Regions from separate parts of the Homo sapiens genome. Here region 2 is linked to region 1. Evidence: chromatin loops called from intact Hi-C (ENCODE). Cell type or tissue: PC-3. All regions are shown on one strand.

Region 1 (2,500 bases):
TAATCTAGTGCCCACTACGGCCCAGGTCTTGAGCTGAGGAGGTGAGAATTCCACTCTTCTTCTCAAGCTCCAACATGTTTAATACTCCCTCCCTTTTAAACTCTGCTGAGCATAGGATCATCTGGTGTTCCACCACCCTACTCACTTATGCTTTGGCCAAGAGATTCAAATGCCTAGAGAGGCAGTTTGAAATTTCAAAGGTCACAGTTATTTGGCGGAAGTCTCACTCTGCCTCATCGACTGTGGTCCTGTGTTGTCTCTTTTCCCGTTTCCAACTCTATGCCATTTCACTTTATTACAGAAGTATCTTTCCTTTCCCCCACATAGTTGCAGCGTAAGATCCCCCCTTCTCTTCCCTTTCCCCTAATTCCAAAGCACAGATCCAGAACCCCCTCCTAGGCAGGTTAATGCCCCATTTGGTGTTATAGGATCTTTACGAGGCTGAGAAATGGAAGCCAGCAGCCTAGCAGCTCTGCCGGAGAGCAGGAAGCCACAATGCAGGGAAAGAGGCAGAAGGAGTCTGGGAGGCGAAGTCTGCCTTTTTTGATGACTGATGTAAGGGCTTCGTACTTGAACTTTTAGTTTTATAGTTCTATAAAAGGCAGCTGACAAAAGAGAACCCGTTTTGGGAGGGTCCAGCTGGCCGGACTGAGCTGGGTGGGGCGGTCCCAACACATGAAAGCCAGGGCTGATTTTCATCCATGATGTCAGAGAGGCGATGGGATTCCCACTGAGCCAGAGGATAGGAGAGCAGACAGTTCCAGCCCGGGCCCTGCCAATGCCGGCAACAGTTTCAATCCTGGCTTCCTGGCTCTTCTGCAAGATCCTTTTCCTCCTCGGAGACTCTTTGCAGTGTTTGGAAGGGAAGCTCTCTCGCTCAGCCTGCGGGTGTCTGCTGAGGCAGGAGAGCCGCTGGCCTCCCTCCTTGGCTTCCTGGCTCCCCTATACCTCTGCTTGGCTCGGCTCTCTATTTCCTTTCGTTTCAGTGGAGGATGCAGGGAGACTGACAGGGCTGGCTGTGCAGGGGCCCACAGCGTTTTACAGACTTATAGTCCTGAGCTCTTGCATTGCAGCCCCCCACTTCTGGATTTGGTGGGGGACAACCTCTGCTCCCTTCTCTGACTCAGACTCAGACCCTGGACTCCACAACTGGAGAAGCTGCTCAACATACGAAAAGTGGTTGGGGTGGATGGTTGTTTTCAATTAAATCTAATCTGAAGAAACATGGGGGGCTTTTTGGTTGGTGTGTGTGTGTGTGTGTGTGTGTGTGTTTGTTTTTTGTTTTTTTTTTTTTTTTTTTTTTTTTTTTTTGGTCGTTTTTCTTTTTGCTTATTCACATCAAACTATTGCGCTGGCCCAAGCCTGCAGTTTCATGCGGACAAAGCAGGTCTCTCTCCAAGCCCTGGGGGCTGGGGGTGAAGCAACTGCTACTCACTCAGCTCTGACTCAGAGGAGGTTCCTTTTTCCTGGCCAGAAGCAGCGCTGCCCAGTTCCAGGGAGAGGCTGGGAGGAGCAATGGAAGGGAGCCCAGAAGGGCAGTTGCAGAGGGTGCCGAGCGCTGGTTTCCTGATTCACGAAGGTTTCAGAAGCCGAGTGGCTCTGGCCAGCAGGCAGGTCCCACGACGCGCCTAATCTGCATGATCAGCTCCTTCTTTTGGAGACTGACCAGATTTACCCCCATGAGCCCTGGTAGCAAGGCCAGGAGAACAGGGTTAGAGCAAAATCCCAGGGTAACGCTGCTGAATGGCCTAAAGTACTGAGGCCATCCATCATCAAAAAATGATCGTGCTATACTATTTAAATTTGCTTTGGTGTTTTCTTGGTGTTTCTTTGGGCTGTCTAGCAACACATCATTCCTGCACTCATTCCTTCATCAAAACGCCAAATGTTATTTTCTGGACCTACTATGCACGTGCTAGTTACTACTGAACAATGGAGAGGCATTTGGTAAGTGAGCCTGAAATAACTTAGTGCCTTATTGATGAACTAATTCCCAGAAACCAGGGCTTTTTTTTTTTCTTTTTTTTTTAAACAAAGGCCATAAGGTATGTGTTTTCCTCTGTACCAAGTGGGGCTGGGCATTGGGGGTGGCCCTCTGACCCCCATGACCTACCTTTGGTGGTACACATGGTTCCCTCAAGACTGTCCCCTTCTTTCTAATAGGAAGGGTCCAGATTGGAGATAAAGTTCAAGATCTCCCAAGGAGAATGGAAATGGAGCTTCCTCTGCCAGAGCAATGAGGAGAGAGTGTACAACTTTCCACATTCTACTTCCTCCCTTCTCTTCTTTTTGCTTTCCTTTGTTCATTTTTTATTCATTAAATATTCACTGAGTGGCAATTGATAGCCTCCTTACTATGCAGCATTGCTATAAATTAAATATGTAAATCAAATATGTATAGTAAAAAAAGAAATCTAACAAAGCAACCTATAAGCTTGGTAAGAAATAAGTGGAGTGTGGCCAGGCGCGGTGGCTCACGCCTGTAATCCCAGCACTTTGG
Region 2 (2,500 bases), 54 kb after region 1:
TGAAAAATTAAAAGACTGTCAGAGACAGGTACAGCACAAATTGCCCCCACCTCAACTAGCCATCCCTTCAACTCCAACCCCTCCCACCACAGAAGATGATTAGGGTTTTTTAGGAAAAAAAGAGAAGCTGTACAGCAATGACACACCCCAAAGACAGCACACTAAGATTCCTTTGCTTTATATTGTTTATAATGTTTAACCTCTCTGGTGGCCACCAGTTCTTAAAAGCTCCTAAGCATTTTCACAGAAAATATAAGAGGAAAACCAGCAATAGTAACAACGTCAATGGTGCCGGCAGACACAGAAAGACTCAGAAAAATATGGAGGCTCTAGGATGCCTGATAACAAGTCTCATTTCCTAAAATGAGATCTGGGGACTGGAGAAAGTGTTATCAACCAAGACAAGGAATAGGATAGACATCAGAAGTGCCCAATTCCAACACATTTTCTGAGACTCCTTTCCTAGGCAAACCTGATGAATGTGCAGACATAAATAGATAGTCCTACCATAAATTGATCTCTTTTTATCCTAAGTAATCAAGGTCCAGTCATTTCCCTCAAGCTGGGCTTCTATTGCTCTCTCTGGAGATTCAGCATAAACATGTCCTTGAAGTTTTGCTCAGGTAGATGAAGGTGGCAGAAAGCATGCAGCTACTGGGGTTAGTGGCTGTCCCCTGATTAAGTGCAAAGGTGGAGACCCATAGTTTATCCCCAGAAAGTTTCCATGCTTTCCCCTGGCATTTTCTCTCAAGCTTTTACAAGCCTTGTTCAGGGAGTGGAAACTCATTTTAAAGGTAGTTTAGACCCACCCTTCCCTTAAGGGAAATTTCTATGCAGGGGGAAAGCAAGCAAAACAAAACAAAAGTTACACTTCAAAGCCTTACAAGATAACCACAGGGAGAAGGCTAAGTCCTCCCAGTTACTCAGCCCTCCCCTGTGCTAATTGCAGGAGGTAGAGCCTGACTGTATTATTATTTGCATACTTGATCAGAAGAAGGGCCACAGAAGGAGGTCTAGAAGCTCAGCTGGTGTTTGACTGACATCTTTTAGGACTTGGACCCCACCGCCCACCCCCGCAACCAACACCACCACCAGTCCAGGACCTGATGTAATATTGCCACAGACTGATTCCCGTTGCCTTTGATATGCAACCTGTGCCTACAGTCAGCTCTCAGGGCTAAAGAAAACAGTCAGCTCCTGCGGCATCTGATTTGCCTCCTGCCCTCGCTGCTGTTAATCTGCAACACGCCACAGCCTCTAGATCGCTGCCGTTCAGAGTCGGATGTCATGGGGGCGACTGGCAGGGGTTCTTTCTTCTTTCGGTTTGATACATCCTTCCTTCCGCTGCTCCTCGCAATCAACCGCTAGGGGAAGGAGGGAAGCAGGCAGGAGGGAGAGCGGGAGACTTCCGGAAATCCCTTTCCTCCCTTCCCTTCACAGGTTGCCCCATAGTGACCCTGGAGACTCCCGCCTGCCCCCAGTGAAGGAATTGGTTACTCTCCCAGAGCCCTCCCGGGCATCGCCCCCTTCCTCACTTCCTCCTCTTCCTGCCCCCAGCCTCTACCCCTCCAGCCTCCTGTGGCTTCACAGGCAAGTGCCGCATCCCAGGAAGAAGGAGTTGGAGCTCCGTGATGGTGAGCTTTCAGACTTCCCCCTACAACCTCCGCCTCCCCAAAGGCACAGAGGCAAGCAGTGGCTTCCCTGGTATCATTTGTGGATCTAGGAGCATGAGGGAGCTATCGAAGACGGCATGTAGCCTGTTCTTCTTTCTCTTAGTAAACAATAATATCTAAATGTGCTAGAGGGAAAATACTTTTTAATTTATACTTTAAAACTGGTTTAGATTTTGAATGTATAGTCTGTTTTCCTGGAGTCCAATTGTAACATGAACCCCAAACCTAGGAGTTCTGTTTTTATACATCAGGAAGGGGACCAACCCACTCACCCATCCACCCATCTTTCAACTCACCCACCCACTCTTGTTTATAACTGCATAGTGGTTTATTTTGCCAGCACTAAACTATGCAGCTTGTTTCCCCTTTGCCAGCCTCTGCAGACAGAAAGCAAAGGCTGATCATTCTCAATTGACATGTGCACCCCTACTCTGAAGCTACAGCTGGATGACACCTCAGACAAATGCACTCATACATAAAAGTTTTTCTGCATGTTTTCGTTTTTGATTCTTTTATTGGAAGCATTTTTATGGCTGGGAGGTAGGTGCACATCCATTACAGTGAGGGGTCAGATATTAGAATACTTACGGTGCTTATAATTTTAATAGGATCACCCCCCTCATCCCTCATTGCCAATCAATTTCACTCTGTTTCAGGGTCACAGATCATACCCCTAATCCTGGCCAGTTGTCTCACCAATGTGTGTCACAAGCGGCCTGGGGCAAGAAAGTATAGATGACCCAGCATAACCGTTGCTTCTATTGCAAAGGGTACATCCTACAAAGAGCAGAACACGATTAGAGGCAGGCATAATTGCAGGCACTAAA

Evidence for each region. A loop is a pair of places that touch in the nucleus more often than their neighbours do. Peaks named below come from ENCODE experiments on the same cell type or tissue, not always from the same donor. Only the 100,000 strongest peaks of a DNase experiment are listed, where the experiment ranks them.
Region 2: it touches region 1 in a loop (2.4-fold over the local background); 3 of 110 quality-filtered maps call a loop at or near these places.

Annotation. Positions count from the first base shown.
Region 1 is chr17:71,974,732-71,977,231 of GRCh38, forward strand. No RefSeq gene overlaps it. Among named protein-coding and RNA genes, the nearest start is that of ROCR, 50 kb to the right of the region's middle. In PC-3, no CTCF peak of the experiment used is centred here; DNase peaks (open chromatin) are centred at 670, 770 and 1,440; H3K4me3 peaks cover 1,498 bases; H3K27ac peaks cover 2,350 bases.
Region 2 is chr17:72,029,218-72,031,717 of GRCh38, forward strand. It overlaps LINC01152 (long intergenic non-protein coding RNA 1152), which reads left to right and starts at 1,437. Exons shown (of 3, transcript NR_110132.1): 1 at 1,437-1,634. RefSeq lists an enhancer at 562-1,332. In PC-3, CTCF peaks have their summits at 1,348 and 1,557; no DNase peak of the experiment used is centred here; H3K4me3 peaks cover 1,156 bases.